3 separate regions of the Homo sapiens genome follow, and regions 2 and 3 are each linked to region 1. The links are chromatin loops, found by intact Hi-C in ENCODE. Cell type or tissue: Caco-2. All regions are shown on one strand.

Region 1 (8,000 bases):
AGAGATGCCTTCACTTGCTCAGTTAATCTATGGTCACTGTGGATGTTCCACCCATAGGGGGCTGGCTCACTGTGGGTTGTGGGGGTGACAGTCGTGTGTGTGCCTTATGTGGGGGTGCTGAAACAGCCACCAGACAGGCCACCAAGCAACAACAGATCAGGTAGTTGGGAACTCAGATGAAGGACAGGCTTCTTCCAACTAGGGCTGGGGAGTTGCGGAAGGCTCTGTGGCAGAGGGAGCCCTGGAAAGCAGCTGGGGTGTGGATATGTAAGGGCAAGGCCACTGCAGGGAGCAAGTCTAGAAATGGAAAACTGGGGGGCTGGGTGGGAACCTGAAAGCTAGGACCAAGTTTGCCCACTTTGTTATCCTTCTGGTAAAGTGGAAGACAAAAGATTTTATACTCTTCATTTTTCCAACATATGTTGATTGAATACCTATTATGTGCCAGGCACTGTGCTGGGCACTAGGGAAACCAGGATGACTGAGACCCCGCCTCTGATCACAGTGGGGCACGAAGGAGGAGGCCATTCTAGCTGGTTCCATGGATCAGGGAGGACTTCAGCAATGGGTAGGTGTTGACCAGGTGAACAGAGCCGGGGGTGGCCAAGGCATGCTAGATAGAGGGGTCTGCCCAAGCAAAGGTCGGAGGGGGGCCATCAAACACCAGGTGAACTTCAGTTCTGGGGGGGTAGCTCCCTTGGGAGGGTCATGGCACAGGCTGGAGAGTGACAGAGCTCGGTGGTGGAGAGGCCTGGTGCACGTGAGTGGGCGGTTGCTAACTGGGATCTCCATTTCCATATGCCCAAAGCGTACCTACACCCTGCATGCTCCCTTGTCATGCTTCTCTTGCTTGCTTATGCGTCAGGCAACACTACAGATCCTCTCTTGCTCTAAGCTAGGAGCCCTAGGGTGGACTTTTATTGCTGGACCTGATTGCTGAGTTTTGGGGGAGGCAGGGGTAGAAATCATTCAAGGGTGGTATAAATGAAAAGCCGTATGTATTTGTTTTCCAGATGAATAGAAAACATCCCACCCACCTGTCTACTTTTGTATGAGGCAGAAAACACAAAAGCTGCTCAAGAAATAAAACAAATACATAAAAGCATATTATTAAGCTCTCTTTTGATGAGTTAAGGGAGAGAGACAAAACGGGGATTGAGAGAGGTGGTAAGAAAGACAGGCGAGAAGTAGAGAGGTAGAAATAGCGGCACAGAGAGAAAAAGACACAGGAAAGCACACATATGAAGACACCTAGAGTAACCTAAGAGAGTGCGAGAAGGTGAGACACACTCAGAGTCAGAGAAAGGGCAAGCGTTGGGCAATGGAGAAGGCAGGAAGGCAGGGGCCTTGCCAGCTTTGTCAGTGCTGCCCACGTGCTCAGGGCTCCCCCAGGGGCTCTTCCGCCTGTGGTTCCCACCATGCTCCCCTCTGCTGCCCAGAGCCCCAGGAGGCAAATCTATAACCCATCACTCACATTACCTCCCTGAAACAGCAAACAAACAAAATTCAAACCAGCCCCCTATTTTCAAAATAGGTCATTGTTGCTAAGTTAGCTATAAATGTATTTCAATTCTTCCTTAGAGTTTTTGTGTTCTTCATGAAATTCTTCCCTCTTTTGTTTCACTAGGGTTTAAGAATTTACAACCTGCTTCTCACTTCTCATAGATTTGAGGAGCGTCAAGTCCCATTTCACAAAGGCTATGGACTCCTTTAGTGTGTCACTGTGGTTTAAGGCTCCTTTTACTGCTAAAATGTCTCAAAGCAGTTCACATTTTCAGGACCATAGGTACAGAAGTTTCTTTCAGGATATAACCTGTGAACCATCTGCGTTAAAGCAAGGCTTCACCCCTAGCACCACCTGAGACCAGCAGGGTTAGGAAAGCGGCTAGGGCAGCCAAGGCCACTGGAACAGGAAAGACAGCTGTTTCAAACAAAGGGAGCCCAAACTCCACTCTCACAGAACCGGGCATGTGTTTCAACCCCTACTTCCACCCCACTGCCATTTGATGCATATATCCTCATAACACCTAGACCATCCTAGAATTCCTACAACAGGGAGAACTAGAATTAACACCATTATGTATTTTGTTATTTACCCTATGAATACTGGTTAACATGGACAGTGCACTTAGGCATTTACAAAGTTCGTGAGTGGAAACCAGTGCTGCCGTGCAACGCTGTGTCTCTCACTAACCTCCTGGAGCATTAGTGTCCTCCTCTGAAAATGGGGACACTAATACCCCCCCTCAGAGGAGCAGAATGAGGATGAAATGACATGAGGGCTGTAGGGAACCCCTGGAGGACACTAAACATGTCACTTCACGCCCTTCCCCTCCCTTTAGAGTACTTGAAAGTACTTGTCCACTTTCTGACAGATATATACTTAGCTGTTAGTAATACACGAAGTTGATTGAGGCAAACATTCTTAAGAAGATTGCTTTTAAAGAATTACAGCTATTGAATTACCTTGAGTCCACAGACCTAAATGGTAATATTCTAACAATTTATATGTATGCGTTGCTTATGAAGCGTTTCTTTCTGTGCCATTCCACTGAACCCTCCCAATGTTATGGGGCAGGTGTTGGCCCCATGTAACAGAGGAGAAAGGGAAGCTCAAAGAGGAGGGGACACCTGCCAGCTTGGTCAGGCTTAGAAGATGGAGAAAGCACTGGAATCCAGGCTTCCAGCTCCATAGCCTGCTGTCTATCCCTCTCACCTGAAGGAGGCTCAGCTGGCCTGAAAAGAATCAGGTTTCAGACAAGTGGGACCCCCCAATAAAAACTAAGCCCATACCCCACAGTGCCACACTCTGGCTGGGCCATTCCAGGTCCTCCAGCAAGCTTGCCTAGTACCCTCTTTAAATCTTGGGACCCGGATACAAACTGAGGGAAAATAAGAATGGGGTCAGATCTATATACATCTGGCTCAGACGTCCTGGCTATACTGACCAATTATCACAGCCAATACACAGTTTTTCTCCTTCTGGTACTAGCTTGCCTGGGTGACTGCAATGTAGGTTACTAAATGCAGAATTGTCCAGCAGATTCTTCATTCACAAAAAATATACTCAGTCCTGGAGGTACCAAGATAAAACTGGTATCCATTATTATCTGCAGTATATAAGTATTGGATCTGAGACTGCCATTTTGAGCATTTTATTTCAGCCAGTGGAATTGAGCTTAAATTTCTGTCCCTTGTCCTCATGTAATGGGCCTCAATTACTTGTTAACCTGGCATTGTATATAGTGATCTCGACAGATGGCCCCAGAACTCTTATCTGGGGCCAAGAGAGCTTCAGATGCTGAGCTTTAAAAGTTACTGCCACTGCTTGCTACTGGTTTAAGCTGCTAGAGGGATCTTTATGCAAATCTGACCACGTCACCCCGTGCTTTAAACCATCCGTGGGCTCCTCGTGGTGCAGAAGCTTCTTGTTCCCTCGGTGCACCATGCTGCTTCTCACCTCCATGCCTTTACCCTTGCTGTCCACCTGCCTGGAATGCCCTTCTCCTGCTTCTCCACCTGGCTAACTCATCCTTCAAGACTCTGCTCAGGGGACAGCTCCAGGAAGCCTTTCCCGCACCTCCCAAGCTGGGTAAGCTGCTCCCTGTGTGTCTTCATGATGGAACTTGCCACATGTACTGTGTCATCCGCTCATGTGTGTATCCCCCTTACCAGACCGTGCTCCCCCAGGGCAAGGGCCAGATCTCTGTTCACCTTTGTAGCCCTAGCTTCTGGCCCAAAGCCTACCATAGACAGTGTCTTCTAAAGTGCTCATTGAATGAAAAATGAGTGAGTGAATGAATGATGAGATTCACTGTCTGCCTCCACATTCACCATGGTGCTTCCACAAGGCTCTTCTCTGACTATTAACTGTCTCTGCTCCCATGAAAGGGGCAGTTTTGTGAGAGGTCACAGCAACTGCAGACCAGAGAGCAGTCAATGGCTGGTTTTATACTGGCTGGCCTCTGTTCAGGCCTGCATACCTCTGTACTTTAGATAGCCACTTTTTCTAAACAGTCTTGATTGCATAAAATCATGGGCCCTTGGTTACAGGGTAATCTAAGAGGTTGGCCAATCTCACTCCCTGCTCAGTTCAGGGCTCCTAACTCTAGGGTGACAGGACCCTCCCCACCACCACACATTTCACAGGCATGTCTAATTCCAAGCAAGGATTATAACCAACAGGCCTGGTTCTAAATCCAAGCTCTACTATTTACTAGCTGTGTGACCTTAACTGAGTCTCTTAATTTCTTTAAGCCTCCAATAGATAACAATAATACAAATATCGATCACTCTTCGAATATATTTGGTTCCCAATTCAGGAAGCAAGAATTTGGCCAGCAAGGGATAATTTTATTTATTTCGACCTGTTTGTTTTCAGAGTTCAGGATAGCAGGTGGCAAGAGCTCTGAAAGCAAGGGATACCTGATTCCCAGGCCTGCGGTGAGGGCCCCATGGGGAGGCATGCAAAAGTCCTCTGCAAACTGGAGTGTGCAATGCCCTCGCCAATAGCTCATGTTATGGGTAGTTTTGCTGACCACAGCTTCCCAGTTAATTACTGCCCCTGGTCCCTAACAGTATGGCAGCTGGAGCTACACAAGGTGAATCCACTCCTGCCACACAATGGCCTGAGATTAACGCCATCTAGTGTTGGCTCTTGCTGCCTCTTCCCGTCCCCCAGCCTTTCATCTGGCCCCTGCTCTCTAAGCACACCCTATAAATCAGCTGGTGCAGATCCATCTCTGCAATTCCACATTCATTTGGAGTGATCCCCTCTGGATGCAGGAAACCAATTTTGATTAATTGCTCAAGATCCGATCCTTTGCTTTAGATGGGGGTTGGGGGAAGACAATGATGATTTGCAAGTTCCCAGGAGCATAGTGTTAGACAAGAATTGAGCGCTGCCTTAGTCCAACACTTTACATTTTAAAAAGGGTCATTAGCAGAATTATTAGATTCCTGGCAGCCCACTGGGACAATCTGCTGTGCCTTTGACTTTGCCTTCTTGGTGCTAAAACAATCGAGAATGCCTTTAAAAATATTTCTCATACAATTGGAAATTTATTTAGTTCTCCCTAGCAGGCCAAATCTAGAAAAAGTATTTAACATTGGCAAAAATAAATAGGTAAATAACCACAAAGAAAACATAACCACCTAGCCACTTACCCACCTAAGTGCAACCATTTCCCTGTATTTCAGAAGAACATGTCTGCCTGGAGGGAACCCAGAGTGGCAGGGAAAGACCTGAACTAGGGGCTGGCCCCAGATCTTGATTCGACTTTTGTAAAATGCAGAGTTGCCACAGCCTAGGGGGAGGGAATGAACCTTTACTTGGCCTTTACACACTTCGTCTCATTTAATCCTCACAGTAAGGTTAGAGTCTGCAGGTGTCACTCCCATTTACAGATAAACAAATCAGAACTCGGTGATTAAGGAACAAAGTCACACAACTTGTAAGTGGTGAGCCAGGATGTGAACCCAGGTTTGGGTGACCCTAAAACCCATTCCTTGTCCAGCACTTGGGACTATCTGTAGGATTCCTGTTGCAGAGATGTGCATCGCCTGAAACAGCAGCCTCCTCCTCTGTCCCTCGCTTGCTCTGAAACGTTCAATGACTCTCCATACTCTCGTCTATGGAAAATGAGTCACAAGAAGGTCAGAGAAGCTGAGTTTGATCTACACAGTTCACTCCCTCCACCCCTGACCCAGAATTAAGTCTTGTGGAGGCAGCATTTCTCCTAACTGTGGTCCTAGCTGGTGTTTCTGTGTGATGAGCCACATCTGGCGGACTCAGTGTGGCCCTGGGCTGGTAGACTGATTGGCAGCTGCACAGGTAGGGCTTCCAGGTGTGAATGTGGATGGGCACTCTTAGGCAGGATGCCACTGCTTTCTGGGGCTAAGGTCTTCTTTTTCAGGGTCGGCTGAATGCTAGGAAGTAAACCTGGTGGGTAGGGGGAGCTGTGCAGTGGGAGTAGCCAGCCAGGTTGTTGGGGGCCTGGGCCCAGAGGGGCAACTCTCTAAGGAGATGCAGTTGGGAGCTCTGAGCTGGAACCTGCAGAAGTCATTGGCTCCAGCCAGAGCCAGTCAGAGTCATCTCAAGCCGAGCCCAGTCCAGGCATCTACAGACAAATTTGGAATCTCTATATCTGTATATTCCACAAGGAGGGATACTATAGAGAGGAAAGAGCTCCTCCATTAAGGTCCTGACTTTGCCCGAACTCACTGTGTGACTTTGGGCAACTTACTTCAGCTTTCTGCACCGCGTTTTCGCTTCTGGAAGGTGAGGAGAGGGCTTTCTGTCTGCCTGGCTGACACCATTGTTGTGAGAATCAAATGCCTTGTATGTAAAGTTATCTCAGAAACCTTAAAGAGATGTTATCATTTGGAGGGCCAAAAAAGGTGCTAAGTTAAAAATAGGAAAACATTTTCATGTCATGTAAATGCGGTTGTTAGAATTTGATCTTGTATGAGCTATTTTAAAACTCCTCATTGAGAAAGTAGGCCTCCTACCATGTGCCAGCCCTATGCTAGTGATCCCTATGGCCTGGCACATAGTAGGCATTTAGTAAATGTTTGTGGAAGTACGGAAGGAGGCAAGAGGCAGGGAAGAGAGAGAGGAGAGGAGGGGAGGGAGAGAGGGAAAGAGAGATGAAGCAGGCATGGTCCCTGGCCTGAAAGTGCCCAGTCTAGAGAGGCAGATACAAAACTATTGAAGCTGATCTGATAGGGCTGCTGCCAAGGTGGGGGTGGGGGTGGGGGCACTGTGGGAACACAGAAAAAGGAAGTAGAGGCTCAGAGGTTTTTTCACTGAGGAAGATTCTTCAGTTACGGAGTAGAGGTTGCTAAGTGGATGGCGAGGGGTGGTGTTTGGGCAGCCAGCACTGATAAAGCTAGAGCTGCTTGGGCTGATCATTGGAGGTATAGACTCCAGGGCAGAGGAGGTGTGTCCTGTGTGGAGACCAACCTACAATGTGGCCTTTAGTTCTGGAGTTACACTGTCCAAGGGACAGAGCCAACTGAGACACATTGTAAGGAGGGCAGTTGGAATGTGAGGGCTCTGGGAACCAAGTCTGAACTGTTGTGGGGCTTGTGTTACTTGGAGAAGCCAGGGATACAGACCCAGTTGCTGCCCCCTTCAAATACCTGAAAGACTGTCCTGGGGCAGCCAGCAGGGCATTCACTAAAAGGGTGGCCCTGGAGTGCAAAACAGGGATCAGTGCAGAGATAGGAAGGAGTGGAGCTGACTGCAATGCAAGCTTCTGCTCAGGTCTAACCAGTGGCCACTGAGGAGGAGGCTGCCTCACCGGGCATGTGCAGCCCACCCCAGGCAGTGCGAGCAGCGGCTGGGCAGCCACCTGCCAGGGAGATTGCAGCAGAGGCTCAGGAGACCCATGGCCCAGCAGTCTATCCTTCCAGCCCTGGGCACCTTTGATTTGGCTTCTGGAGTTTTGCTTTTATGGAATAGAGAGGGAAGACTTCTCCAACAAAGTGACAGCTTGGCCCCTAATAAGATCTTTGAGCCTCTCTGGTTTGAAGAGACACAGGCCGATAAGGCTTAGGGCCCAGCTTGGAGGTGGTGCCTGTACCCAGGTGGTGGCGTCATGTTTGTGGTGTGTGTTTACAGGTCTGTCTCCTGCCTCACTCTAGGAGCTCCTTCCCCCAAGTCAGGGCTTGGCTCTCATTCACTTCTGTGTCCCCAGTGAGGGCCTGACACAGAGCAGGGTCTCAGTAGATTTGTTCAGTGAATGGATAAAAGAGAAAAAAATTAAAAGTGAATAAAGAGAAGAAGCTACACCAGCCATGTGTTTTTCCCACCAATATCTGCCAGGTACTACAATGAGCCAGACCCTGTGCTAGATACTCATGATGCAAAGATGAAGAAAACACAGTCCCACAGGCTAGCAGGAGAGGCAGATAATTACCAAAGAACAGGATAATTACTAAAAGAGACACTCCCACAGAGTCCGGTTGAGGATAGAGGCGGAGCGAGAGTTGTTTTG
Region 2 (8,000 bases), 47 kb before region 1:
TGTTATTTTTCCCCCCCACTAGGCCCAGACCCATTCTGCTTCTTCCCTTGCCCCCTGGGCAGTCATCACTGTTATAAAGAGGTATACTTTCATGTATACCTCTTCATCCATGAGCTGTGTAAGGCCTTGCATTTATGTGTGCTTTCTGACATGGCATCCTACACTGTGTATCATTCTGTCACTTTGTTTTTTTCACCCAACATCACATATCTTGAGAAAATGCAAACACACACATATACGTAAATACCCATACATATACAGATCGTTCTTTTTAATGGCTGTATAAATCTGCCATCATATGACAATATCACATATTATTTATTTCCCTATTTATGTTTAGGTTTTTGTACATTTTTACTATCACAAGCAATGTTGCAGTGAATATCCTTATACATGTCTAGCTGTGAATATATTAAAGGGTTAGAAGAGAAATTGTTGGGTGTTGGGTTATGCACATTTTGTATTTTATTAAATGTTGAAAAAATGTTCTTTTTACTGGCTGGACCCATTTATACTTCAACTAATAGTATATAAAAGTACCCCCTTTGTCTTATAATGTCAGACTTAAAAATTTTTGCCAACTTCATAATATGGAAATGTTTTGTTTACTTCATATTTCCCTGATTTTGAGTCAAATTAAGAAACTTTCCATGTGTTTATACACAATTTGCATTTCTTCTTCTGTGAATTGCATATTCCTACCCTTTCCCATTGTCCTATTCAGGTGTTATCTTTTTCTTACTTGCCTGCATTGATTCTGATTACTAATCTTTTTTCTGTGGTTTGTCTTTTACCTTTGTTTATAGTATCTTTCGTCATGCAGAAATTTTTCATTTTAGTGTATTCAGTGGACTTAGTCCTTGCCTTTATCATTTATTTTTTATTGCTAATGTAAGAAATGCTTCACTATCCCAAAGTTATAAAGGCACTATTTTCTTCCAATAATTTTCTGTTTGTTTGTTTGTTTGTTTGTTTGTTTTTAGACAGGGTCTCACTCTGTTGCCCAGGCTGGAGTACAGTGGCTCAATCACAGCTCATTTGTGTTTCGACCTTCCAGGGTCAAGCAATCCTCCCGCCTCAGCCTCCTGAGTAGCTGGGACCACAGGCATGCACCACTCCACCTGGCTAGTTTTTAAAATTATTTTTGGTAGAGACGAGGTCTCACTATGTTGCTCAGGCTGGTCTTGAACTCCTGGGCTCAAGCTATCCACCTGCCTTGGCCTCCCAAAGTGTTGGGATTACAAGCTTGAGCCACTGCACCCAACCTCTTCTAATAGTTTTAAATTTTGTTTTTCACATCTAGATGTGTAATACATCTGGAGTTCAATTTTGTGTATAGTGTGAGATAGAGTACAATTTCCTGTGTTTCTTGTATGTGGGAAGTCAAGTATCCCAAATCCGTTATTTGTCTGACAGGTAATTCTTTTTTCCTTGATTAAAAAAGTTCCCACTATTATATAGCAAGTTCCCTCATTTGTTTCTGGATCTGTTTCTGGGCTCTGTATTTTGTTGGATTGGTCTGTTTGTCTTTTTCTAAAAAAAATGCCACACTTATTTGTCATAGCTTTGTAATACGCTTTGATTTTTAACAGGACAGATCTCTTTTGGTTGTTCTTTTTCAGAATTGTCTTGGCCTTTCTCAGACATTTATCCTTTCGTATTTATGTTGGACTCAGTTCTCAAGTACTGCAAAAAAATACTGTTGGGATTTCGATTGGCCTCAGGTTAAATTTATAGATTAATCTGAGGATTAACATCTCTATAATACTGCGTCTTTCTATGCATAAACAAGATGTCATTCCCTTTCCTCAAGTCTTCTTTTATATTCTTCAAAAAGGTCTCTTTTCCTTGGGATTTTTCCTATACGTTTTCTAGATTTTGTTGCTATTATGAATGAGTTTTTTTCTGTTATCATTTCTACTTGGTTGTTGCGGTATGTAGGAACAGCGTTGTTATGTCTTTTACCTTTGAACTTGCTAATTCTTTTATTAATTCTAATATTTTCTCCTTTGATTCTTTTTCTTTACTCCTTTTCGATGCATTTCTGTCTTCTATTGAACATTTTTCTGTATTCCCTTCTACGTGGAAGTTACACATTCATTTTTGTGGGTTTTTTTTTTTTTTTTTTTTGATCAGGTGGGTTTTTTTTTTAGTAGCTATTCTTATTTTTATTTAAGAATTAAAAAGTAAGTTTCAGCCGGGCACAGTGGCTCATGCCTGTAATCCTAACACTTTGGGAGGCCAAGGCGGGGATCACTTTGAGGTCAGGAGTTTGAGTCCAGCCTGGCCAACATGGTAAAAAAAAATCGTCTCTACTAAAAATACAAAAATTAGCTGGGCCTGGTGGTACATGCCTGTAATCCCAGCTACTTGGGAGGCTGAGGCAGAAGAATCACTTGAACCTGGGAGGCGGAGGGTGCAGTGAGCTGAGATCATGTCACTGCACTCCAGCCTGGGTGACAGAGCAAGACTCTGTCTCAAAAAAAAAAAAAGTTTCAAATTAATCAAGCTCTACTGCTCCCAATTTCCATGTTTTTCTTGTCTTATATTTTACCTCATCTTTGCTTTATAAATCCTCAATTTAGAAATAATTAGTAATACAATTTTTATACCCAATGCTTATTTAGATTTGCCCCCATATCTACTAATATTTTACTCACCATTGCTTCTTTTTTTTGAGATGGAGTTTTGCTCTTGTTGCGCACGCTGGAGTGCAGTGGTGCCATCTCGGCTCACCTCAACCTCCACTTCCTGGGTTCAAGTGATTCTCCTGCCTCAGCCTCCCGATTAGCTGGGATTACAGGCGTGTGCCACCACACCCAGCTAATTTTGTGTTTTTAGTAGAGATGGGATTTCTCCATGTCAGGCTGGCCTCGAACTCCCAACCTCAGGTGATCCGCCCACCTCGGCCTCCCAGAGTGCTGAGATTACAGGCATTAGCTACTGCTCTTGCCTTTTTTTTTTTTTTTTTTTTTTTTAATAGAGATGGGTTTTCACCATGTTGCTCAGGCTGGTCTTGAACTCCTGGGCTCAAGTGACCCGCCTGCCTCGGCCTCCCAAAGTGCTGGGATTACAGGCGTGAACCACCAAGCCCAGCCAGCCGTTGCTTCTTGAATCCCACTCTTTTCTGCTGAAAATATGGCCTTTGCCTGAAGGATCTTTATCTCACTCTCCTGCTTTAGAGATAGTATCACTGAGAGAAGAATTCTAGAAAGACAATAATGTTTTCTTAGCACTTTGAAGATACCATTCTATGGTATGCTGGCCTCTGCTGTTGCCTGTGAGAAGTCTGCTATCACTGTAATTGTCCTTCCTTCCTATGGAATCTTTCCTCTTTGTTTTAAGATTTCTCTCTGTGTTTGCTGTTTTGCAGTTCACTATTATGCATCTAAGTATGGACTTGCTTTTATGGATCATGCTTGAGACTAGTTATTTTCCTGAATTTGAAGACATGTAACTTTTTCCATTCCATGAATTTCTCATCTAGTATCCCTGAATAATGCCTCTCTTTATTTCTCTATTCTTTCCCCTAGAACTTGTATTACACATATTTTATTTCTTCTCAATATATCCTCCTCGTCTTTAAACCACTCCTTATTTTTCATATATCTTATCTATTTGTGCTTCATTCTGGGAAATTTTCTCAGTCTTTCACTAATTTTCTCAAATAGGATATGTACCTCATTCAGTAAAATTGTAATTTCTATGATACTTCATTTCTAGAAGTTCTGTTTGATTTTTCAAATATGTGTATTCTTCATCATGTCCTATTGTTTCACTATGTTTTCTTTTTTGTTTAAGTCTTTAAGCTTTTTAAACACATTTATTTTGTAGTCTAAGTTAGATGTTTTCTCAAGTTCTTTGGATGTTAATCCTCATGGCAGATCATTTCCTCATATGGTTTTAAGTTTTTATTGTGGATTGTGAAAATGGCCCTCTGGAGCAATTGTGCTTTCATTCCTGAGAAATATTTCAGGGTTTCACTGGTCTGGGGTTCATTTTTACCTTAATTCCTCAGCTTGGAAATTCTGTACTCTGTGGGTGCTGCAAATAGGGATTCCACACCCATGCATGACTCTCACTTAGGGTTTTGATGGATAGTGGCAGGTTCCCCGACTCCATCCCACCCCCACCCAGAACCCTAAACAGAAAGGGACATCCTTAGACTTCCCTGGGCCAGTGACTCCATTACACCGTGGGGCAACCTTTGTGGCCCTGCTTCATGCATGAGTTTCAGTTCCCACTCCCCATTCTACAGAGGGCCAGGTCTCTTCTCCTTGCCTTGCCGTTAGAGCTGATACTGGGGTCCAAAGTGTCCTCTCGGCAGCAGTGCAGTCACTTCTCACGTTTACTGCTCTGACTCAGAGGTGCCTTCATTGAAATCCTTGAGATGAACTGGATGCTGCAACAGCTGCCCTCTTGGGTTTAGGTGTTGTTCCTGTATGGAATCCATGCCTAGGTCTGTGGCGTACAATTTTTAGGTGTCTCATTCGACCAGTTCCAGAGGTATTTCAGCTTTTAGCTGCCTTTACTGCTCTGATTCAGGGTTTCCTGCATCTGAAGATTCTCTTTCTTTGGAGCTCATCTATGAATATAAAAAAGACTTATTATATTTTACTATATTTTATGTAGCATTTCTATGCATTTTGTGGGGGAGAGGGGAGCTTAACTCAGTCAACCAAATTTTCTTTCTTAGATTTTCTATATAAATCATTGTATTATCTGCAAATGATGACAATATTGTCTCTGCCTTTACAATCTTTCTTCCTCTTATTTCTTCAATTTTGTCTTATATCACTGTCTAGGAATACCAGTACAATATTGCAAAGTTTTTGTCATAGTCTATTGTAGTGGATGAATAAATACTGTGTACTGGTAAACTTTGGTATCAGGCACATCTGGATTGAATCCAGGCTCTGTGACTTAATACCTCTGGTATTAAGAGATAATAAAGATAATAATGGCATTTACCATGAAAAATTATTTTTAGGATTAAGTGAATTACTATATAAACTGCTTGGATTAGTACCTGACACATAACAAAATTAATACCATAAATATTAACTATTAGCAGCAGTAGTTGTGGTAGTAAAAATAATGGTAACAGCTTTGTGTACATTATATCTAGTCGTCACAACTCTGTCAGATAGATAGATTCAGAGAGGTTGAATACCTTACCCAGTATCACACAGCTAATAACTAAAGGCTTAATTTTCCTGAATTGGTACTCTGAAGCCTATGTCTTCCCCTCCCTAGATCATGTGCCCTTTATGGTAGTGATTTATACACTATTGCAAAATCAGGCCCTGGGAAGAGTATTTGCCAAATCCATCAGTAGAAAACTGGAGAAGAGGGGCCCTGGAACCAATGTTTAGCACTCCCGAGCAGATTGGGAGAATTCTGCCCTGTCCCAAGCCTTGAGAAAGACCTCAAAAAATGAAAAATAAGTTTGTAACCATGCACCTCTAAGAATAGAATTGTTTTCTAAGATGTTGAAATGCAAATTGGTATATATAGAATCAGAAACTGCCTAAGAGACGGGCTGCTTTTCAAATCATCCATCTATTCATCCATTCACTCATTGAGGGCTAGAGCTGGACTACCTGGGTTCTAATCCCAGCTCTCCTCCTTAATAACTTGGGGGAGCTCTTTACCTTCTCTGAGCCTCACCTTCCTCATCTGTAAAGTGAGAAGTATCATAACAGCACCTACCTCATAGGGGTGGGGATTAAATGAGTTAATGTGTGTAAAGCACATAGAAAAGTGCCTGGCAACATAACATGTGCTCAGGAAATGCTAGCATTTATTCTTATCACTGTGTTCAATATACAGTCAAGAGCCTTTTCTGAGTTCCATTTCTGGGACTGCCAGGATGGAGTTGTGAGATGTGTGGAAACTGCTGTGGATGTGCAGTAGTGGCTAGTTCTATCAATTGTGAGTGTCAGAAAAGACTTCACAGTTGAAGTGAGGTTTGTCTTCTACATTTACAAAGGTTTTCCTCTTTGCCAAGCACCTTACTAATCTTTGGGGTTGTAAAGCTAGAAAATCCAGGATCCCTGCTGTCAAGGAGCCTTCATTCTGGATGAAGAAACAAATATGTAAATCAAGGATTTATAGTATAGGCTCATAAGCATACAAAACAAGGCAAGATTGGGTTGCTATAAAACACAAAGGAGGGACATCTGCAGTAGTGTGCTGGCAAATGTGAATAACCAGCTCTGCAAGAAAAAAAATTTATATATTTATATATATATATATAAAACACATACATAATAATAAATTTTAGTAACATAGTGGATGTGAACACGCAATTTACAAATAATAATAAAATACACAGTATTCTTTACAGTAAATTCCAAATACCTATTACTACATTATGTCTTTCTATTTCCTGCAAAGTCTACCATCAGTTTTTATATTTCTACTGCCAATAATAGTATCACAAAATAGACTATGAATACAGGCTTGATTACTATTTGATTTAGCAAGGAAGTCACTCACATTATTGACAAACAAGTGTATTCTGACATGAATTTTTTTTAACCAGAACATTTATTGTGCTGACTAATCATTGAAATGCTTGAGATGAACTGGATGCTGCAACAGCTGCCCTCTTGGATTTAGGTGTGTTGTTCCTTTATAGAATCCATGCCTAGGTCTGCGGTGACAATTTTTAGGTGTCTCATTCGACTAGTTGCAGTAGTATTTCAGCTTTTAGCCTTGGCATTCCAGCTATACTTTCTGTTGTGGCTGGTAGGGTAGCAACATTTGCCACAGGTCACCTTCTGAAAGTGGAAGGCCTAAGTGCCACCACAGAAGCACAATGTGTGTCTTATGGCAAGGTTTCCAAACAATGATGAATGGGATGTTCTCTTCATTGTCTTGCTTCTGTGCCAAGACCAGAGAGCCTGGTGTGTATGTTGGCTGATATTTTTGTTTGTATTAAGGAGAAGGTAAGAGAGAAACAATGAAGTTGTATAAAGACATATACCAGAACTAGTTAGTCAATGTTGTGGGTATCTTTGTTCAATCAGATAATAGTTTTGAATCTTGGAAATGTAGTTCCTCAATTTTTTATGCTATTTACAATGTAACAACTACAGATACAACCCATTTTTAAGCCTAATCTGCATTATTAACATTTACTCCATTACTTTCTTAAATCTACTCAGTCAACAGAGTGATAGACTTAGTGCTGATTTGTAACATTTGCTGATTTCCAGGGTGTCAATATGCCCACTATGGCAAATTTCAGTCAGCCAACATGACACTGAAGACCACAGAGTTGGGAAGAGCTGCGCAGAAGCACATCATTGTGTAGCATTTCTACCCTAAGGCTACAGTAGATGGACATCACCTCAAAAGCGTAGCTAATAGTAAATGTGCTAAAAGAATTAGGAAATGATGAGTTTTGAGCTTTTGTTACTTTAATTTTAGTGTAATTTATTTAATTGTATATTTATATAAATTTTGTATAATGGTTGTGCTTAATAACTGGCTCATAAAATTCCAGAAAATTTAGCTGTGGCTCTCTTCAGCCATTGTGAACTGGCTTCAGGACACTACTGACCTCTAAAATAGACTTGCAGACCAGAGGAAGCTTCCTGAAATACTAACATTTGAGTGGGACTCTGGGGGTTGAGTAGAATTCTGCTAGATGAAGTAGAGCGTGGCATCTCAGGCAGAGGAAATGAACAGAACGAGGAAAGATACCTCCCAGGGTTACAGCATTAGCTTCACCTGGAAGCTTAACAGAAATGCAGAATCCCCAAGTCCTGCCCTGGAAATACTGGATCAGACTGCATTTTAGCCAGACCCTCATCAGCATTTTAAAGTCTGAGAATCCCTGAGCCAGAGCAGGCTTTCTCTCAGGTGGTCCAGACCACTTACATTGGAATCACACGAAGTGGTTGTTTACAGTGCAGATCCTGGGCCCCACTCAGGCTCCTGGGTTCTACCCCAGACCTTCTAAATTGGAATTTCTTTTTTTTTTTATTATA
Region 3 (8,000 bases), 99 kb before region 1:
TGGTATAATACCACATCTGTAGACATTTAATTAAACATGTATTAATTTTAATGTTGTTTTCTGCTCACATTTTAGCATCAATTTTTTTTAAATCAGGGCTTGAATATTTGTGTAAGTTCTTGAAAAATTTATGGGCCCAAAGCCATGAAGCTATAAAAGGTCCCTGGGTCTCTGCAAAGAGGCCAGGCCTCCCAAAGAACTTAGGGCTAAGTCACACCAGGGCTGGGTGGCTGGGGCGGGAGAGTGGCAGGCTCCTCACATCCATAGGTATCCAGGCCACACCTGCTGTGTCACAGAGGGCCTGGGGATGAGAAAAAGAGAGAAAGAGGTTTGAGCCTGGGGATCCCTCTCCAGTGGGATCCAGGAAATCCTGAGTACCCAAACCCCCTCTGGTATACTTCTGCTGTCCTCTCCTGCCAGCCCTGACACCACCCCCTCTCCCCGCCCTAGTGATGCTGGCTCAGACTCAGCTCTCTTGAAGCTTGGCTTCTCTAAGAATTTATGGCTCTGAGCTAAGTGAAGAGAGGTCAGAGCCACTGGCTCTCTCATATCTCAGTCTTATTTTCAATACGCCATTTCCCCAGCACTCCAACATCACAGGGCTTTGGGGAATGAATGGAGGCTATGGGGTCAGAAAAGCCTGGATTCATATGCTGGTTCAATATGAATGAGTTCCATGATTTGGGATAAGTCCCTTCCCCCGTCTGAGCCCTGATTTCCTCATCTGCAAAATGAGGTAAGTAATACCAACTTATGGGTGATAGGATGAAACCACTAGCACCATGCTTGGCAGTCTGTGTAGGCACTTGATAAAGAGGAGTTTCCTCCCTCGCAACTTTTGGCCCACAATCTCATCGGTCACAGCGTTTGACCAACCCTGTCCTGGCTTCCTTTCCTTTTTCAAGAGTCCTTGCCACCAGGGTACCTGGGATGCCTATGTGAGGTACCCTATGTCAGGGTACCTATGTGAGAAAGGGCTGGGAGGTCTGTTTGCTTTATAGCTGATGCGTGCCGGGCACAGTGCTGGATGCCTAAGCAGGTAGTATTATCACTCTTCACCTGCCTGACAGACGTGTTGATCTATTCCCAATAGGCTCCGCTCCCTCACTTCTACCGCTAGTACGTCCAGCGTGCCGCCACTCTGCAGAGGTGCAGAAGGCAGAAAGCAGATCCTCTTGGCCAAGTTCCAAGCCACAGTCCCCCATATGCATCAAAATCAAAATCGATTCTAACTAAAACCTATTTCCCCTGACCATTGCATTTGACCCTACCTACTATTTTACTATTTAAGTCCAAGGGGAAGGCATATTTTTTTAAATAGAAAAAAATGTAATCACTTAATTTCAGCACTCATCATGAAAGATTTTGAGTTAGCAAATCAGTGTAATGGATTGCAGCTAATGCATTTTCCTTCCAGAAAGTAGATGGCTGGTATCCAGTTTCCATCCAAACTGCAGTCACTCTGCAAAAGATGGAGGCACAGACTTGGCCCACTCTTCTCTCCACCAAAACTTACTGTGATGTTCTCACATCCACATCTCAAGAAATCCCAGGGTTGAACATACTGCTCTACAAGCAGGGACCAGGGGCTCTAAAGTGCCTCCCAGTCACCACTCTCCTGATTGATCATCATCATCACCACCACCACCATCAGCAGCATCCCCACCACCCATCCGTCATCTGTGAGCACCTCCTGTGCATCAGGCAGGGCCCAGCCCCATAACGTTGCTATGAGGTTTGTACTGTTATCTCTGTTTTCCAGAGAAGATGACCAAGGCTCAGAGAGAATAAATCATTTCTCCAAAGTTACCAAGCTGGTAAGAAACAGGGCTAAGATTCACCGCATAGTCACTCTGACTCTAAAGCCCAGGTTTTTCCTACTGTAAGATAATTTCTGGCCAGGCACGGTAGCTCACATCTGTAATCCCAGCACTTTGGGAGGCCGAGCAGGCGGATCACAAGGTCAGGAGTTTGACACCAGCCTGACCAACATGGTGAAACCCCGTCTCTAATAAAAATACAAACACTAGCCAGGCATGGTGGCATGCACCTGTAATCCCAGCTACTCAGGAGGCTGAGGCAGGAGAATCGCTTGAACCAGGGAGACAGAGGTTGCAGTGAGCTGAGATTGCACCACTGCACTCCATCCTGGGTGACAGAGCGAGACTCTGTCTCAAAAAAAAAGATAATTTTTCTTCTGTTTTTCCTTTTATCATCATGATCTACTTTTTCCTTTGCTTGTCAGCCCTTGTCAGTTTCTCCTGTCCAGTGCTGCCTAATTTTTGGCATGCCCTCAAGATTGTCTTCTGTTTTCACGTACATGTTTTCAACTATAACCTCTGTGATGCACTTGTGGCTCCCCCATAGCACTACTTACTACAATCTATTTAAATTTACGTCTAGTACTCCCCTCCCATTCCCTCCAGATGTGTAGTCTTGATGGCCAAGACTGTCTATTGGTCACCGCATCCCTGAGGTCCAGGGCTTGGCTCATGATTTACTCAAAAGTTTATGGGATGAATCAGTGAACAGATGCATGCATAGGTGGATGAAAAGACAGATGCATTGATAGAAGAGTGGAAGGGTGAATAAGACATTAATTGATGGTTAAGGATCGCTCTAAAATCTACATTCCTAACCCTCTTCATTTCCCTCCATCCCTATATCTCCAAATGTCTATCAGAAGCTTCTACTTGGCTCCTCTGCTGTCATCTGAAACTAAACCTGTGCAAACCTGAACCCCACCCTAGCTAATTCCTGCTTATCTCTTTTCTGCCAATGGTACAGTACTGTTATTCCTCCCAGTGCCCTCCTGCATGGGTTCTTTGATTGATTCATTCTGTCAACGTTTTTAGTTTGTTTTTCTTTTTCTTTTCTTTTTTTGCTATCTGCTATGTGCCAAACACAGTTCTGGGGAATAAAAAACGAGTAAGTAAGACGGGCAAAATCCTGGGGGATTCCCCCAAAGGAATTTGCAGTCAACAGTGGGTTGGAAAGTGGGATATCAAACAATAAGCAAGTAAAAAATAAACAAGATAATTATAGAGCGTAATCAGTGATACATTAAGGAAAGAGTGTGATGAAAGACAACAGATCTCATACCAGATAAGAGGGGTAAGCAGGGCTTGTTTGAAAAACTGATATGAAGCAACACCTGAAGGACAGAATACACCAGTCAAGTAAAGAGCTGAAAGAAGTGCATTCCAGGCAGAAGAACCAGCAAGTTCAAAGGTCCCTGGGCTGGGAAGCGCCTGATGTGTTTCAGGACCAGAAAGGCAGCTGTATGACTGGAGGGCAGTGAACAGTGGGAGACTACAGGGGAGGAGGTGTTTCATAGACCTGTGCAAGGTTATGCAGGGCCTTGAAGGCCCTGGGAAGGAGTACAGATTTTATTCTAGGAGCAGTGGGAAGCTACTGAAGAGTCTTAAAATGGGAATGACATGATCTCTCTGGCAAGTAGGCAACAAGCTACTCCCCAAAAGCCCCAGGTGCAGATGATTCATAGGTGAGTTATGTCAAGGCAGTAGTAAAGAGATAACTCCAATTCCATTTGCACCGTTACAGAGCACAGAGAATGTAAGCATCCACACGCTTTTTATGAAGTCATCATGGCTAGGCATGGTGGCTCACACCTGTAATCCCAACACTTTGGGAAGGCAAGGTGGGGGGATCCCTTGAGGCCAAGAGTTTGAGACCAGCCTGGGGAACATGATGAGTCCCTGTCTCTACAAAAAGTAAAAAAAAAATGCTGGGTGTGATGGTGGATGCCAGTAGTCCCAGCTACTTGGGAGGCTGAGGTGGGAGGATGGCTTGAGTCCAGGAGGTCGAGGCTGCAGTGAGCCATGATTGTGCCACTACACTCCAGGTTAGGTGACAAAGCAAGACCTTTCTTTAATAAATGAATAAATATAGTCATTGTGATACTGTTGGCCATTCTAACAAGGTGCAGTACAAAGAAATGGGCAGACCAAGCTTATTTATGAAATTAATGCAAAAAATCTTTAACATCTTAGTAAGTAGAATTCTGAAGCACATTGAAAGAACAACACATCACAACCAAATTGATATTATACCAAAAAGGCAAGAATAATTTAATATTAAAGTGGAAAAGGCATGATCATCTCTAAAAAGACTGAAAGGTATTTGATAAATTCATTAATTCTTGATTTTTAAAACACTTTTTTAGTCAAATAACAGTAGATGTACAGTTTCTAAATATTTTATGCCAAAAGTCAACATTATGCTTAATGGTGAGATACTGGAAACACTTCCATTAAAGTCAGAAAAATTATTCTAGAGATATAAGAGGAACAATTGAATAAGAGAAAGAAATGAGAGGTATAAAAATGAGAAAGGAGGCAAAATTGTCATTATGTGAACAAGCCATTCAAGATAACCTATGAACTACTAAAACTAGGAAGTTTAGTATAGTTGCTAAATGGAGATCAATACATGCAAAAATTTTAATAACCATGTTGTTTATGATTACAATTAAAATGATAAATGTAATTTTTAAATATGTAAAAGAAGCACTGAGGCTGGGCATGGTGGCAAACACCTGTAATCCCAGAGCTTTGGGAGGCTAAAGCAGGAGGATTGCTTGAGACCAGGAGTTCAAGACCAGCCTGGCCAACATGGCAGGACGCCATCTTTATGAAAATAATAAATTAAAAAAAAAACAAAAAAAGTAAAATAAAACAAGCACTGAAAATATATTAACATCACTAGACATCAGGGAAATACAAATTAAAGCCATAATATGGTTTTAATATTGTGAAAGGATAAGCAAGATCAATAGACCACTAGCAAAATTAACAAAGGAAAAAAGAGAGAAGATCCAAATAAGCACAATCAGAAACAACAAAGGTCACATTACAACCAATCCCACAGAAATACAAAAGATCCTCAAAGACTATTATGAACGCCTCTCTGCACGCAAACTAGAAAATCCAGAGGGATGAATAAATTCCTGGAAACACACAACCTCACAAGATTGAATCGGGAAGAAATTGAAACCCTGAACAGACCAATATCAAGTCCTAAAATTGAATCAGTCGATAAAGACCTACCACTACCACCAACAAAAAAGCCCTGACTCAGGTGGATTCACAGCTGAATTCTACGAGACCTACAGAGAAGAGCTGGTACTAATTCTACTGAAACTGTTCCAAAACATCAAGGAAGAGGGAGACTCCTCCATAACTAATTCTACAAAGCCAACGTCACCCTGATACAAAAACTTGGCAAAGACACAATGAAAAAGGAAACTACAGGCCAATATCCCTAATAACATAGATGCAAACATCCTCAACAAAATACCAGCAAACCAAATCCAGTAGCACATCAAAAAGTTAATTCAGGCCGGGCACAGTGGCTCACGCCTGTAATCCCAGCACTTTGGGAGGCCAAGGCAGGCAGATCACCTGAGGTCAGGAGTTCGAGACCAGCCTGGCCAACATGGTAAAACCCCATCTCTACTGAAAATACAAAAATTAGTCAGGCATGGTGGAGGGTGCCTATAATCCCAGCTACTCAGGAGGTTGAGGCAGGAGAACCGCTTGAACCCAGGAGGCAGAAGTTGCAGTGAGCCGAGATTGCACTATTGCACTCCAGCCTGGACAACAAGAGCAAAACTCCATCTCAAAAAAAAAAAAAAAAGTTAATTCATCATGATCAAGTAGGCTTTATCCATGGGATGCAAGGTTGGCTCAAATACTCAAATCAATAAATGTAATTCACCACACAAACAGAATTAAAAACAAAAGCCATATGATCATCTCAATAGACAGCAAAAGCTTTCAATAAGATCCAACATTCTTTCATGATAAAAATCCTCAACAAACTAGGCACTGAAGGAACATATCTCAAAATAAGGTAATAAGAGCCATCCATGATAAATCCACAGCCAACATCATACTGAACAGGCAAAAGCTGGAAGCACTCCCCCTAAAGAACAAGAACAAGTCAAGCATACCCACTCTCACCACTCCTGTTCAACATAGTACTGGAAATCCTAGCCAGAACAATTAGGCAAGAGAAGGAAATAAAGGGCATCCAAATAGGAAAAGAAGAAATCAAATTCTCTCTTCACTGATGATTTGATTCTATACCTAAAAAACCCTAAAAACTCTACCAAGAGGCTCCTCGACCTGATAAATGACTTTAGTCAAATTTCAAGATACAAAATCAAAGTACAAAAGTCAGCAGCATTTATATACACCAATAGCATTCAAGCTGAGAGCCAAATCAAGAATGCAATCCTATATACAATCATCACACAAAAAGTAAAATAGTTAGAAATACATCTAACCAAGGAGGTAAAAGATCTCTACAAGAAGAACTACAAAACACTGCTGAAATAAATCAGAGATGACAGAGCAATGGAAAATATTCCATGTCATGAACTGGAAGAATTAACATAATTTAAAATGGCTGCACTTCCCAAAGCAATCTGCAGATTCAATGCTATTTCTATATTTATATTCAAAGCAATTTGATTAGATAAAAGAGATAGAAGAAAATTAGAAAAAACTCTTCTAAAATTCATATGGAACCAAAAAAGAGCCCAAATACCCAAAGCAATCCTAAGCAAAAAGAACAAAGCTGAATATATCACATTACCCAACTACAAACTATAGTATAAGGCTACAGTTACCAAAACAGCGTGGTATTGGTACAAAAACAGACACATAGACCAATGGAACAGAATAGAGAACTCAGAAACAAAGCTGCACACCTACGATCATCTGATCTTTGACAAAGTTGACAAAAATAAGCAATGAAGAAAGGACTCTCTATTCAATAAATGGTGCTGGGATAGTTGGCTAGCCATATGCAGAAGCATGAAACTAGACCCCTGCCTCTCACCATGTACAAAAATTAATTCAAGATGGATTAAGGATGTAAATCTAAGATCTCAAACTATAAAAATCCTAGAAGAAAACCTAGGAAATACCATTTTGGACATCAGCCTTGGCAAAGAGTTTATGACTAAGTCCTCAAAAGCAATTGCAAAAAAAAAAAAAATTGATGAGTGAGACCTAATTAAACTATAGAGCTTCCACACGGCAAGAAAAAAAATTATCAGCATCGTAAACAGACTACCTACAGAATGGGAGAAAATATTTGCAAACTATGCATCTGACAAAGGTCTAATTCCAGAATCTATAAGGAAATTAAACAACTCGACAAGCAAAAAACAAATAACCCCATCAAAAAGTGGGCAAAGGACATGAACAGACACTCCTTTCGAGAAGTCTCAAAAGGAGATATACAACAAACATATGAAAAAATTCTCAACATCACTAATCATCAGAGAAGCACAAATCAAAACCACGATGAGATACCATCTCAGACCAGTCAGAATGGCTACTATTAAAAAGACAAAAAATAACAGACGCTGGCTGGGCTGTGGAGAAAAAAGAATGCTTATACACTGCTGGTGGGAATGTAAATTAGTTCAGCCACTGTGGAAAGTAGTTTGGAGATTTCTCAAAGAACTAAAAATGGAACTACCATTTGACCCGGTAATCCCACTACTGTGTATATCTCTAAATGAAACGAAATCATTCTACAAAAAAGAAACATGCATGTACATGTTCATTGCAGCACTATTCACAACAGCAAAGACATGGAATCAAACTAAGTGTCCATCAATGGTGGACTGGACAGAGAAAATGTGGTACGTATACATCATGGAATACTATGTAGCCATAAAAGAGAATGAAATCAAGCTAGGCGTGGTGGTTCATGCACTTTGGGAGGCTGAGGCAGGAGGATTGCTTGAGCCCAGGAGTTCCAGACCAGCCTAGGCAACATAGTGAGACTGCTGTCTCTACAAAAAACACAAAAATTAGCCAGGCATGGTGGTGCATGCCTGTGTTCCCAGCTAGTTGGGAGGCTGAGGTAGGAGGATCACTTGAGCCTGGGAGGTCAAGGCTGCAGTGAGCCGAGATTGCGCCACTGCACTCCAGCTTGGGCAACAGAGCAAGCTCCATCTC

What was found. Peaks named below come from ENCODE experiments on the same cell type or tissue, not always from the same donor. Only the 100,000 strongest peaks of a DNase experiment are listed, where the experiment ranks them.
Region 2: a loop joins it to region 1, with 2.4 times the contacts of the local background. A loop is called at or near these places in 5 of 110 quality-filtered maps.
Region 3: it touches region 1 in a loop (6-fold over the local background); 9 of 110 quality-filtered maps call a loop at or near these places.

Annotation. Positions count from the first base shown.
Region 1 is chr11:75,594,478-75,602,477 of GRCh38, reverse strand. All of the region lies in intron 3 of MAP6 (microtubule associated protein 6), which reads left to right. It overlaps MAP6-AS1 (MAP6 antisense RNA 1), which reads right to left. Exons shown (of 2, transcript NR_145823.1): 2 at 7,813-8,000. Among named protein-coding and RNA genes, the nearest start is that of MAP6-AS1, 15 kb to the right of the region's middle. In Caco-2, a CTCF peak has its summit at 4,648 (motif pointing left); a DNase peak (open chromatin) is centred at 4,617.
Region 2 is chr11:75,641,478-75,649,477 of GRCh38, reverse strand. All of the region lies in intron 1 of MAP6 (microtubule associated protein 6), which reads left to right. It also overlaps the pseudogene LOC100419542. Among named protein-coding and RNA genes, the nearest start is that of MAP6, 24 kb to the left of the region's middle. In Caco-2, no CTCF peak of the experiment used is centred here; DNase peaks (open chromatin) are centred at 3,097 and 4,327.
Region 3 is chr11:75,693,609-75,701,608 of GRCh38, reverse strand. It overlaps LOC105369392 (a long non-coding RNA gene), which reads left to right. Exons shown (of 3, transcript XR_950316.4): 3 at 1-51. Among named protein-coding and RNA genes, the nearest start is that of MOGAT2, 20 kb to the left of the region's middle. In Caco-2, no CTCF peak of the experiment used is centred here; a DNase peak (open chromatin) is centred at 3,258.